Linked DNA regions of Homo sapiens: regions 2 and 3 are each linked to region 1. Evidence: chromatin contacts called from ENCODE Hi-C or POLR2A ChIA-PET data. All regions are on one chromosome and are shown on one strand. Each heading gives the region's core, a stretch centred on a gene start or an enhancer-like site at or near the end of the contact. The rest is flanking DNA. Distances are from core to core; before and after follow the strand shown.

The links. Hi-C counts contacts between places; a loop is a spot of excess contacts on that map. ChIA-PET counts read pairs that join two places held with the same protein, here RNA polymerase II (POLR2A). Pooled maps may share reads with other maps.
Region 2: a map of endothelial cell of umbilical vein shows a loop between it and region 1 (8-fold over the local background). The contact joins two enhancer-like sites. A Hi-C loop is called at or near these places in 11 of 168 maps with a recorded cell type or tissue (A673, B cell, GM12878 and 6 more), 16 of 37 single-sample maps with no recorded cell type and 23 of 50 pooled maps. POLR2A ChIA-PET finds 5 or more read pairs at or near these places in 1 of 52 experiments (T-cell).
Region 3: a loop to region 1 is called in a pooled map, with 4 times the contacts of the local background. The contact joins two enhancer-like sites. A Hi-C loop is called at or near these places in 2 of 37 single-sample maps with no recorded cell type and 2 of 50 pooled maps. POLR2A ChIA-PET finds 5 or more read pairs at or near these places in 1 of 52 experiments (GM12878).

Annotation. Positions count from the first base shown.
Region 1 is chr1:92,815,309-92,819,909 of GRCh38, forward strand. No RefSeq gene overlaps it. Among named protein-coding and RNA genes, the nearest start is that of RPL5, 14 kb to the right of the region's middle. Within about 2 kb of position 2,208, at least 4 of the 41 ENCODE cell types and tissues checked have a DNase peak (open chromatin) inside an H3K27ac peak, as active enhancers do.
Region 2 is chr1:92,313,605-92,318,205 of GRCh38, forward strand. The region is part of intron 6 of RPAP2 (RNA polymerase II associated protein 2); the gene reads left to right. It also overlaps a transcript of GLMN not described here. Among named protein-coding and RNA genes, the nearest start is that of RPAP2, 17 kb to the left of the region's middle. RefSeq lists a silencer at 4,288-4,582. Within about 2 kb of position 2,292, at least 3 of the 41 ENCODE cell types and tissues checked have a DNase peak (open chromatin) inside an H3K27ac peak, as active enhancers do.
Region 3 is chr1:92,457,709-92,462,309 of GRCh38, forward strand. No RefSeq gene overlaps it. Among named protein-coding and RNA genes, the nearest start is that of GFI1, 27 kb to the right of the region's middle. Within about 2 kb of position 2,488, at least 2 of the 41 ENCODE cell types and tissues checked have a DNase peak (open chromatin) inside an H3K27ac peak, as active enhancers do.

The sequences.
Region 1 (4,601 bases), core at 958-3,457:
GGGAGAGAGTGTTTTGGTTTTTTGGTTTTTGGTTTTTTTTGAGACGTACTCTCGCTCTGTCGCCCAGGCTGGAGTGCAGTGGCATAATCTTGGCTCACTGCAACCTCTTCCTCCTAGGTTCAAGCAATTCTTCTGTCTCAGCCTCCCGAGTAGCTGGGACTACAGGCGCTCACCACCATGCCCGGCTGATTTTTGTATTTTTAGTAGAGACAGAGTTTCACCATATTGGTCAGGCTGGTCTCGAACTCCTGACCTCAGGTGATCCGCCCATCTCGGCCTCCCAAAATTCTGGGATTACAGGTGTGGGCCACCATGCCCAGCCACAACCAGTAGATTCTTAAAGGTGATATGGAAAAGCCAATCCTGATTTTGTTTGTTTGTTTGGGTTTTTTTGTTTGTTTGTTTGTTTTTGAGACCGGGTCTCACTCTGTCACCCAGGCTGAAGTGCAGTGGTGTGATCACAGCTCACTGCGGCCTCTACCTCCCAGGATCCATTGATCCTACTGCCTCAGCCTCTCAAGTAGCTGGGACTACAGGCACATGCCATCATACAGAGCGAATTGTTTTTTGTATATAAATATGCGATTTTACTGGCCTAAAATTTGGGAAGGGAAGGAGGATATAGAGAAAGCCTGGGAGAAGCTTGCCAAGATTCCTCTGTTTCCAATAATGGAGGGGCAGGAGCAGGCACCACCTTCTCTCTCTGAGGCACACACTCTCAGTTTGAGAGTGTGTGTGTGTGTGTGTGTGTGTGTGTATTTGTGTATGTAGAGATGAGGTTTCACCATGTTGCCCAGGCTAGCCTCGAACTCCTAGGCTCAAGTGATCTGCCTGCCTTGGCCTCCCAAAGAGCTGGGACCACAGGCATGAGTCACTGTGCCTGGCTACCAATTCTTATTATATGGATTTTAAATTTCCAAATAATAAAGTTAGAAACTAGTTACCCTTCCTTGCGACGTGAATTTTCAGGCCTGAAGATTTGTGTTAGGCAGTGCTTCACCTTCCCAAAATAATTCCCTTTGAGAATTATTTCAGATGTCAACTAGGGAAGCTCTTTCCCCTCAGAAAAGCAGTTAAATTCCACTCAATCTTTCAGTTTCTGAGGTCTGTAAAATCCAATGTCCTAACCAGGATTCCTGCTAATTCCCAGTGACTTATAATTTCATGATCATTTCTGCCTTCAGCTCATATTTTGGGGCGTGCTGTTTTTGTTCCTCTTTCATTCATGCCAGCCCAGAATTTAGCCCCACATGACTTTTCAAAGGAAATTCATTTCCACCAACATTTTACGGATTTTAGTAGACTTCACTGAAGATAGTGGGATCATGGAGAAGAGTCAATTCATAGAAAGCCATCACGGTGGCTTCACTCTCCTCTCTTTCCTTTCCCCCGTCTCATTCATATGACTTCCTTTCAGAAGCAAAGCAAATTCTTCCCCTGGCTCTGCCCCTGATGGAGACAGGGTCTTGCTATGTTGACCTGGTTTGTTTGTTTGTTTTTTAGAGAGATGAGATCTCACTCTGTCGCCTAGGCTGGAGTGCAGCTGTGTAATCCTCCTACTTCAGCTCCCAAAATGCTAGGATTACAGGTGTGCAAAGCAAATTCTTCGCCTGGCTGTCTGCATAGCAGTTTTTCAAGCCTGATGCTTCAGCAAGTCCTTGAGGCCTCACCCTCCACAGCAGCACCTTATCCAAGTATTTCCTCCAGCAGAGGATTCTAGTAGAAAAAAGAAAAAATATAGCTATTCTATTATAGAAAAAAAAAAGCTTATTTTATTCTGGAAAAGAGGACTTATTCTATATTCTTCAACAAGTGTGTAAATAATGGTGACAGTAAAATTTAAAAAGTCTCATCTAGGAAGTCATGTTAAGTTTCTACTTTTGGTGAATGAAAAATTATTGGTGAATGAAAAATTATTCTAAATTGGGTGGGTTTTAAAGGAAAAAATCATCTAGAGATTTTCTTGCCTGGGCCTTTACTTAATCTATGATGGGGACAACACCAAGGTTTAATGATTACTTCAGCAATAAATGACCAAAGAAAGTACACATGGTGATCTAAAGGCAAACATTCTAGTTTAGTAAGTAAGTTAAAACTATATCCACTTTGCCCATACTAATGCTGATCAGAACCTGTTTTTCCAATGTAAATACTGCAACTACACTGGTTGTGTTACACTTAAAATTGGGCAAAGTTCAAAGAATCTCAATTGCACCTACTCCAGGAAGCCAAGTGTTATGGGTCGTTGCAGATGACCAACCAGGGACAGCTTTAGGATTTTTACACAGCAGGAGCATACAGCAGCTTTCTAGGTGGAGAGGTAGGGTGAGAGAACAGGTCTTGAAGGTGCATGTACATAGCACTTTATAAAAATTGAGAAAATACTAATCGTCTGTATCAATGATGGGGGTGCTAATGAAGACTGTAGGGATACTAAAGCCCATTCTCTCCTTTGGTGCTACCCATGGCCCTGGGGGCTGAAATGGTCTGGAGTCTTTCTGACTTGTTGGTTTCAAACTTGAAGCCATCCAAGAATTGTTTCAGCCCCTTTTGGTATTGAGAATATATAAATTCACTACTACTGATAGCCTCAGACATTCTTGAAAAAAGGAGTCCCCACCCAAGGCTGGTCTTTGTCTCAACCAAAGACTGGCAGCAAGGATTCATGGGTTAAAGAGAGGGGCAAGAATTAGGAGGTAGTGGGTCTAGGAGGTAAAATCAATTTCATAGCTGAAGGAAGAATGGCCATTTATGTATTATAGAGGACAAAATGCAAAAGACAGTTGTGGAACACATACAGGTTATACCATATTTTTGGACCAAACTCAGAAGTGCACATGAATATGACCTGTGTACAATCCATGAGGTCCTGTGCTTACTTCCTGGTTTTAGGATAGCAACACTTTGAATTGCAAAGTCACTTACTGACATCTAATGACCCTGTCATTAGCCGCCTTCTCTCTCTGAGGCATTGCCCCAAACACCCACAAACACACAAACTCAAACTCACCTGCTCCTGCCCCTCTGTTACTGGAAACAGATGAATCTTGGCAAGCTTCTCCCAGGCTTTCACCAATATCCTCCTTCCCTTCCCAAATTTTAGGCCAGTAGCCAGTAGCTGCACCCTTCTTCAGGTATACTTAGATGGAAAGAAGTAGGTCATTTGTTCATTTCCCAATTTTCTTTCTGCCCCTAGAAATACAGCTTCATCTTCTGGCAGCTTGCTGGCCACACTCCTCCTTCTGGTGAGTAGAAGCACTGCAAGCAAGACCAAATTACCCCTAATCCACTGCAAATCTCTATTTGTCAAAACAAAACAAAACAACAACAAAACACCTCAAATAAAACTAGAGGCCAGGCCTGGTGGCTCATGCCTGTAATCCCAGCACCTTAGGAGCCCAAGGACATCATATTACCTGAGGTCAGGAGTTCGAGACCACCCTGGCCAACATGGCGAAACCCCGTCTCTAATAAAAATACACAAAAACTAAGCTGGGAGCAGTGGCTCATGCCTGTAATCCCAGCACTTTGGGAGGCCGAGGTGGGGGGAACACTTGAGGTCAGGAGTTCGAGACCAGCCTGGCCAAAATGGCGAAACTCTGTCTCTACTAAAAATACAAAAAGTAGCTAGGCGTTCTGGTGTGCGCCTGTAGTCCCAGCTACTTGGGAGGCTGAGGCAGGAGAATCGCTTGAACCTGGGAGGCAGAGGTTGCAGTAAGCTGAGATTGTGCCATCGCACTCCAGCCTGGGTGACAGAGCAAGACTCTGTCTCAGAAAAAAAAAAAAGAAAAGAAAGAAAAAACCCACAAAAATTAGCTGGGTTCACGTGATGGCATGTGCCTGTAATCCCAGCTACTTGGGAGGCAGAGGCAGGAGAATCGCTTGAATCCTGGAGGAAAAGATTGCAGTGAGCTGAAATCGCACCACTGCTCTCCAGCCTGCGCAACAGAGTGAGACCCTGTCTAAAAAAAAAAAAAAAAAAAAAACTAGAAGGCCAGGCTCAGTGGCTCACGTCTGTAATCCCAACACTTTGGGAGGCCAAGACAGAAGGAGAACTTGAGCCCAGGAGTTCGGGACCAGCCTGGGCAACATAGCAAGATCCTGTCTCTACAAAAAAATTTAAAAGGCCAGATGCAATGGCTTACACTTTGTAATCCCAACACTTTGGGAGGTGGGAGGATTGCTTGAGTCCAGGAGTTTGAGACCAGCCTGGGCGACATAGCAAGATTCCATCTCTACAAAAAATAAAAAATTAGCTGGGCATGGGGGCATGCATCTGTAGTCCCAACTACTCTGGAGGCTGAGGTGGGAGGATCCCTTGAGCCCAGGAGATCAATGCTGCGGTGAGCTCCGATAGCACCATTACACTACAGCCTGGGTGACAGAGTGAGACCCTATCTCAAAATAAATAAATAAGTGTTATTATTTTAAGCCTCTATATTTTCAAGTAGATTGTTATATACTAACTGATAAATGGAACAACTAAAATAAATGGTGAGAGGTTATAATGTGCCTGCCATAATAGTATACCCATTTCATTTACTCATTAAATTTATTTTATACCAAACTCTGCTATGCATGCTGGGAATACAGCAGTGATT
Region 2 (4,601 bases), core at 1,042-3,541, 500 kb before region 1:
TAATAAATAAGCATTGGCTTCAACTTAAAGTTACCAGCTACGTTAGCCCCTAACAAGAGAGTCATCCTGTCCTTTGAAGCTTTGATGCCACATATTTACTTCTCCTCTATAGCTATGAAATCCCTAGATGGCATCTTCCTCCAATATAAGGCTGATTTGTCTACATTGAAAATTTGTTTAGTGTAGCTATCTTAATCAGTGCTCCTAGCTAGATCTGTTGGATAACTTGCTGTACCTTCTACATCAGCACTTGTGGCTTCACCTTGCACTTTTATGTTGTGGAGATGGCTTCTTTCCTTGAATCTCATGAACCAAACTTTGCTATCTTCTACCTATTCTTCTGCAGCTTCCTCACCTCTCTCAGTCTTCACAGAATTGAGGAGAGTTAGAACCTTGCTCTGGATTAGGCTTAAGGGAATGTTGTAGCTGGTTTAACCTATCCAGACCACTAAAACTTTCTCTATACCAGCAATAAGGCTGTTTTGCTTTTTTGTGTTCACTGGACTAGCATTTTAAATTTCCTTTAAGAACTTTTCTTTTGCATTCACAACTTGCGTACTGGCAAAATAGGCCTAGCTTTTGGCCAGTCTCAGCTTTTGACATGCCTTCCTCACTAAGCTTAATCATTTCTAGCTTTTGATTTAAAGTGAAAGAAAGTGTGACTCTTCCTTTTACTTGAACACTCAGAGGCCATTGTAAGGGTTTTTTTGTTGTTGTTGCTGTTGCTGTTGTTTTTTGGTTTTTGGGTTTTTTTTTTTTTGCATTTAGTAGTGCATTTTATTTATTCTAAGTTGCATACATTTTTACATTTTTAACATCTGTGCAATTGAAATGGATCTCACAACTGATAGACTCTTAGATTACAGCTGGACACAGAGGCTAACACCAGTAATCCAGCACTTTGGGAGGCCAAGGCCGGTGGATCACTTGAGGTCAGGAGTTCAAGACCAGCCTGGCCAACAGGGTGAAACCCCATCTCTACTAAAAATACAAAAATAGGTGGTGGCATGCACCTGTAATCCCAGCTACTTGGGAGGCTAAGGCAGGAGAATCACTTGAACCCAGGAGGCAGAGGTTGCAGTGAGCTGAGATGGTGCCACTGCACTACAGCCTGGGCAACAGAGTGAGACTCCATCTCAATAAATTAAAAAAAAAAAAGGCTGGGTGTGGTGGCTCACACCTGTAATCCCAGCACTTTGGGAGGCCAAGGCAGGTGGATCACCTGAGGTCAGGAGTTTGAGACCAGCCTGGCCAACATGGCAAAACCCCGTCTCTACTAAAAATACAAAAATTAACCGGGCATGGTGGCTCACGCCTGTAATCCCAGCTACTCGGGAGGCTGAGGTGCGAGAATCTCTTGAACCCGAGAGGCAGAGGTTGCAGTGAACCGAGATAGTGCCACTGCACTCCAGCCTGGGTGAAGAGCGAGACTCTGTCTCAAAATCATAAATAAATAAATAGAAATTAGCTTTTCAGAGAGACAGAGGTCTTGTCTTGTTGCAGTCTCAAAAAAAAAAAAAATTTAAAGGAAAAGCAGTATTCAATGTCAGTGAGTCTTCCATTGTAAAGTTACTAATTGGCCTAATTTCAATATTGTTGTGTCTCAAGGAATAGGGAGGCCTGAGAAGAGGAAGCGAGATGGGTGAACAGCTGGTTGGTGGATCAGTCAGAACACACACATTTATCAATTAAGTTTGACATTTTATGTGGGCTTGGTTCATGGTACCCCAAAGCAATTACAACAGTAACATCAAAAATTACCACATATTACTATAACAGATAATAATGAAGTTTGAAATATGATAATTACCAAACTGTGACACAGAGAACACATTTTGTTGGAAAAATGGTGCTGACAGACTGGCAGACACAGTTACCACAAACATTCAATTTGTAAAAAATGCAGTATTTGCAAAGCGCAGTAAAGGAAAGCACAGTTAAACAAGGTATGCTTGTGTAAATTTATTTACCAGATTTTATAATACCAAAACCAAACAATATCCCTTAGAATTTATAAGAGTAATATCTTTATATCACAGTAAGCTCACTACCTCATTGGTATAGATGTTTAAATAAATTTAAGATTTAGACAAATTCATAAATTCTACCTCCATACTTTTATAAGGTTTTGGAGTCAGAAAGGGCCTTGGAGGTTTTCTAGCTCCTCATCTTTAAGGTATGTAAAATATCTGGAGTAGATCCGTAATGTCATGGAGACTAACAGTGGTTCTCACAAAATGTCTCCTGATACCCTGTTAGAGACAAAACATTGACCTAGAATGGTCTGGGTCGTGACGCACTGTGATGCTTCTCATCTTGTGAGTTAGAAATTTTTCACCCACTTGGTGGCCAGAAACAGACCACATAGAGTTTTGATGCTCTGAGACAGTGTGCTCACATAGGTAATTATATAGTTGCAGTTATAAATCCTGTTTGGCTAAATGTAGGCTCTGACAAGCCTTTGAAGGTGGGAAGTCTCCTGCATTGTAATCTAAAATCTTAAATCTAAGAAGGACAAATGTGGAAAATCAAATTATGATTTTAAAGATGAAATTGGGGTGAATGGTTAATGCTGACAGAGCTAAAAGCGCCATCATCTGGTCCAGAGTAGGGGATTTCACACGTTGCTTCTTGGCAGTAAACAGTAGAATCTCAGAGGTGCGGAAGCCAAAAACCTCTGCAGAACAACTATAACCTCTTCCTGAACAGCCACCTCTGTTGCTTGGTATGCAGAATAAAAGCTTTCTGAAACAGGGTTTGACATGTCTCAAAATAGATTTGAAAAGTTCTCACCATACCTGCTGCTTCTGTTGGTTTACATATAACATACATATTCCAAGTGATATATATGCACATATATATAAATATGTACATATATCCACTAAGTTCTTTGGCATAAGTTATTTCTAGTTTTAGATTTACTTTGCTAAAATGAAAACCAATCATCTAATTTATACCTTAGTGAAAGTAAGATGAAAATGTTTATAAAGAAACAGCTTACAAGCATTCTTTAACTAGGATGGTTACATATTTTTGTTTTGTAAACTGAGCTTTCACAACTATCTTCAGGACAACAAAAATTGTGGGAAGATAATAGAAAATACTTAGCTGGAAGAGAAATGGCACTTTCTCTTCAAACGAAAGAAATTTGGATTTCATCTAAGAAAGGACAGAAAAGAAAGAGCAATGTAACTTGGTGCTTCATTCTTTCTAAAACAGCACCTAGCAAAAACAAACTGGAATTTTATATCGAATCTTGAATCTAGTTTATTTCAGTGTCAGGTACCATTCTTTATAGATTGGGGATGAGGGAAGGTATTTAAGGTTCCTTTAAGATAGTTAAGATCTAGAAACAATGTTGAGTTTAGTTCTTAGAAAAATTACACAAAGGAGAAGAAAATAGTTTGTAAAGTATATTGAGTTCCTGTGAAAGGGATTAAGCAAAGGTGGTATCCTTGCAACTTTTTTGGGTCTTTTTCTAACACTAAATAGAGGCAACAGGATATAGAAAGGGCTTGGCCTAATTCGAATCCTAGATTTACTACTTGTTAGCTATGTGATCTTAGGAAGTCATTTAACCTCTCAAAACTTCGGTTTCCTCATCTATAAAAATAGAGTTGAAGGCTCGGTGCGGTGGCTCACAACTGTAATCCCAGCATTTTGGGAGGCCGAGGCGGGTGAATCATGAGGTCAGGAATTCGAGACCAGCCTGGCCAACATGGTGAAACCCCATCTCTACTAAAAATACAAAAAATGAGCTGGGCGTAGTGGCGGGTGCCTGTAATCCCAGCTACTCAGGAGGCTGAGGCAGGACAATCGCTTCAACCTGGGAGGCGGAGGTTGCAGTGAGCCGAGATTGTGCCACTGCACTCCAGCCTAGGCAACAGTGAGACTCTGTCTCAAAAAAAATAAAAATAAAAATAGAGTTGTAAATTGTGTGAGGATTAAATGAAATAATGTGTAAAACCATCTAGCAGACAATTTGGGAAGATGAAAAAGTGCTGGAGATGCATGGTGGCGATAGTTGCACAACAGTGTAAATATACTTCATGCTACTGAACTATATACCTAAAAATGTATTAAACGGTAAATTTTACCACAATTTAAAAAATCCACCTAGCATATGGTAGGTGATGCCTACCTTATGCTTTTTCCCTTGCCTTCTTTAAAGATACAATTTTCTTTTAATTCTCAAAAAATAACAAGTTGTATAGCAGGAGATGTTGCATAAAGCTGTCTTAAATTGCATTCATAATTTACAGTAATGTTTATATATTTTGATTACCATTTGATTGAGCTACACTTGGACCTCATTCTTGTTTGGAACTATTCTGCCTTCAAGATCTTGAAATAAGAGCTTCCCGTCTCTGACCACAACCTCTATCTCAATCTGCAGCTATCACTCCTGAGTCTGCTTTGTGACCTCATTTTGACCTCCTATCTCTAGCCTAGCTCTATTCTTCTGAGTTGGCAGACCCTCTTACTTTTGTTTTCTTGAGCTCTACAGTCAGCGATTACAGTGTCCTCTTAAACAATTGTAGATTCTTTCTCCCTTAACCTTCTGGCATGTCCACCTTCCCAACCTCCAGTCATACTTTTTT
Region 3 (4,601 bases), core at 1,238-3,737, 360 kb before region 1:
CCTCTGTGGCCATTCTTTATTGTCATTATTCTCTGCTCATATTTTTAAGCACTTATTTTTTCTCTTTAAACATAATAGATTATTTCATATCTGTTTTCCAACATCTGAAATATTTGTGAGTCTATATTTGCTGAAATTTGTTTATATTGATTCTCATTTATGGTGTCTTGCTTACATCATTATACGTCTTGTGATTTTTTAAAAAAAAAAATATAAGCTGCCTGTTCTCCTTGGAACTTAACCTGTAGGAATTCTTTAAGGTCTGGATTACAGTTAAATCCTTCCAGAGAAATTTGTTTTTGTTTCTATCAATTGCCCCAGGTGCTACCAATCTGGGACTATAGTTGAACTATAGTTAGTTTAAAATTTTAGACTGAATTCTCACAAACACACACGAAGGCCAACTTGCTTTACGAACTGTTAGGGAAGATTTCCAACCCCTCCACCAGCGCCAAGGTGGAAATAGGCATTTCTTCATTATCTCCTTCTGTGCAGAGTGACTTCCTATTCATCCTTACACTGAGGGTATAGAGGGGTGAGTTTCCTAAGATTCTCCACCTTAGTCAGCCCTAAGCTTTAACTCCTGATTCTGTGCCTTCTTCATACAGCTTCATGCAGCCTCAAAGAAGGAAGGACTCTCCAGAATTTGAAAAAACCCTGCTTCCCCGACCAGATTTCCTACTTTCACTACTGTTTCTGAAATCAACAAATTCCTTATTTTGGTGACAGATCAGTGATTTATTTATAATTATGTAAGAATAGTTTACCCAGAATTTTGGTTGTTTTAATCTACAGAGTTATTCAGGATATCTAATCTATGATACTGCCAGAAATGGGAGTTTCCAGCCCTGTTACACTTCTTTTTCTTTTTTCTTTTTTTTGAGACAGAGTTTCACTGTGTCACCCAGGTTGAGGTGCAGTGGCTCCATCTCGCCTCACTGCAACCTCCACCTCCTGGGTTCAAGCGATTCTCCTTCCTCAGCCTCCCGAGTAGCTGGGATTACAGGCATGCGCCACTACGCCCAGCTAATTCTTGTATTTTTAGTAGAAGACAGGGTTTCACCATGTTGGCCAGGCTGGTCTCGAACTCCTGACCTCAGGTGATCCACCCGCCTTGGCCTCCCAAAATGCTAGGATTACAGGTGTGAGGCACTGCTCCTGGCCAGCCCTGTTACATTTCAAAGTCATTGATTAAGAATAATAGGATAATAACTATTATATGTTGGTTGTTTCCTCTGGGCCTGGCATCTTGCAGGTATCTGCAATCCTCACAATAACCCTACAAGTAGGAATTATTCTTCCCATGTATTCCCAACAGATAAAGCAACTAGGATTAAATTGTCCAAAGGCATGCAACTAGTCAGCAAAGGAATTTGAATTCTGCTCTTTGCAATCAATCTTGATCTACTTTTCTTTTTATTTATTTATTTATTTATTTATTTTTGAGACGAAGTCTCACTCTGTTGCCCAGGCTGGAGTGCAATGGTATGATCTTGGCTCACTGCAACCTCCGCCTCCCAGGTTCAAGCGATTCTCCCACCTCACCCTCCCAGTAGCTGTGATTACAGGCACCTGCCATCATTCCCGGCTAATTTTTTTTTTTTTGTATTTTTGTAGAGACGGGGTTTCACCATGTTGGCCAGGCTGGTCTTGAACTCCTGACCTCAGGTGATCCGCCTGCCTCGGCCTCCCAAAGTGCTGGGATTACAGGCATGAGCCACTGCACCCAGGCCTGATCTACTTTTTAAGCCACAGAGATGTTTTTCTTAATATTGATGGAACACAGTGGCTTTCATATTTTAGAGGAGGCACTGAAAGCAAGGTAAGCAGAGAAAAGATTTTATGGGGTAAGTCTTTCCACTTCAGAGTTCCAACACATGGGCTCCCATCAGCTCACTCCATATCCATGATAGGTTTAATCAGATTCAGGTTTAATCTATAATGAAATAATCGTGCAGAAACCGACTTCATGATACTGGCAGTCAGAACTCTCAGATCTCCCTTGTTCTCTATTATTTCCAAAGGTGACCTTTGTTTGCTTGAGACACAAAACCAGTTCCTTCATCTGAATTGTCTTTTACACCCTCACGTATCTAATAGGACTTTCTCTCAAATACAGACTTTGGATGTCATTTTCTTCATTTTGGGGGGTTGGTGGCTTTTGTCCTTAGCAGCTGTGGCCTTAGACTTTATCTAGGTTTGCAATCAGGAAGCTGTGATACTTCCTGAGACTGTTCTGGGTAAAATTTACACAATACAAGTTGAGTTCTCTTTCTTCACTTAGGAGTTGCTCTGGGCTCTTGAAAGGACAGGCTGTGCTCTGTCCAGTTTGCTACAGGTTGAATCCAACAGTTGGTAAGAACCAGCCTCTGTGGTTTACAGCTACTTGTGCTTCCTGAGCAACACTCGTGGAGAATTTGGAAAGAAGGCAATGATTAGGATTAGAGTCTAGAAAACCGTTAAGAAGGAGGAAGTTTATCAACTTAGTGGGAGTAAATCTCCAAACCACTCTCAGAATGCTAACACGCACAGTTTCTCTTTGCCATGACCAATCGTCAGGCTGTTGAAGGAAACCAACCTAATAGCAGAGGCAAAGGGAGAAGCTGGAGAAGAATAATCATTTAAAAATATTCACATCCTTTGACCAAATAAATAAGTCAGGAATGGACATTGTTAGGTGCCCCCCCCAACTTTTTTTTGTTGTTGTTGTTGAGATGGAGTCTTGCTGTCACCCAGGCTAGAGTACAGTGGCACCATCTCAGCTCACTGCAACCTCCACCTCCTGGGTTTGAGTGATCCTCCTGCCTCAGTCCCAAGTAGCTGGGCTTACAAGTATGTGCCACCACGCCCACCTAATTTTTTTTTTTTTGTATTTTTAGTAGAGATGGGGTTTCGCAGTGTTGGCCAGGCTGGTCTCAAACTCCTGACCTCAAGTGATCCACCCACCTTGGCCCCCCAAAGTGCTGGAATTACTGTGCCCGGCCCTAGAGCCACTTATTATACACAAGTTTTTCCATTTGTGAAATGCTCCCAAAGTTGTAACCATCATTCTGTATTTATTTCTTGACTTATAGACAGGGTCTCCCTCTGTTGCCCAGGCTGGAGTGCAGTGGTGCAATCATAGCTCACTATAACCTCCAACTCCTAGGCTCAAGCAATCCTCCTGCCTCAGCCTCCCACAGTGCTGTGATAACAAGCATGAGTCACTGTGCTTGACCCTATCACTCTATATTTAAAAGTTATTTCCTTGCTGGGTACACCTTGGAACTCTCTGATGAATTAATCTATTTTTATATTTATTGATACAAATTTTAATACTATTTTAAATACTATTAAAAGTTTCATGAGCTTATTATTAAGTTTGTGTGCTAGGAGTCTAGTTTCTGGGCCTTCATCCCCAGAGTGCTGTCTTTGTCTCCTGTTGGTGAGAGGACTTAAAGGAGTAGGAGAGGGGAAAATACACAAGTTGGAGTCTGTGTAAGCAGATTTGGTAAATGAAAATGAGAGAACAGGGTGGCCTGAGGTTTGGGATGATGTCTGAATTAGAGGTGTTCAGCTTTGCCAGCCTCCACAAACAATAGTAATACAGAAGAAAATGTCAACTCACTGCCTATCAGAAAATAGCATAAATAATGCCTTTGACGACTATAGTATCTGTTCTCTGAAATTTAAAGTATTGCCTCACCAAATCCCATAACACCTCCTGTGAAGTGAATAGGATAAGTATTAGCATTTCCACTTGAAACCCCTTATTTCAGTTAGGAGTAGATTAGGGGTAGGGAGAAAAGCAGAAGAACCAGATATCTAGGAAAGAGACTGCCTGATCCTCATGAGGCTGAACTTGTCCACACATCTCATGCCTTTTCACGATCACATGCCCAGAAGACCTGATTCAAATCTTGTCTTCACCATTTAGTACCTCTCTGAGTTTCAGTTTTCTCATGCATAATACAGATGTAATGACAATCATCTAACAGGAATGTTAAATTGGGAAAATATTGGCAAAACGCTTGACACATAATAGGTGTTTAAGATATGTATGATCTCTTCCCTTCCCCGACAGTTCACAAAAGCGAAATTATTATCACATGTTTTCTATAATTGGAAGGGAACAAAAGTAGTAGAATATCCCTAAGGTTGGCAGATACCACAGTCAAACCACACTCCATTTAAGATGTGCTAAACAAGGTATTTAAGAAAGTGACCACATGGGGGAATAAAAGAGACATTTATAATGGCAACCCAAAGAGGCAAACCCCACAAGGACACAATGAAAACTGAAACCACAATAATCTCTAAATAGAGAAGTAATAATTGTAGCCTATATTTAAGTGTACGGGAAGCAAAGGTTTAGGTGGGTAGGGTTGTCTGCCATGGCAATCATGCTTATTATTTCAAAATTTGTGGAGAGAACTAGAACTATTTTTTTTAAGTCACAAAACATTTCAGGTCTTTCCACTCTTATTGAAAAAAAAAAAAGTACAGAAATAAAAGAAGTAATAAAAAGTGAGGCTGGGGAATGGGCCAGGGCAGGAGTATACAGGTAGAATCAACTGTATTGATAAAATTCTTTTTTTTTTTTTTTTTTTTTGAGACGGAGT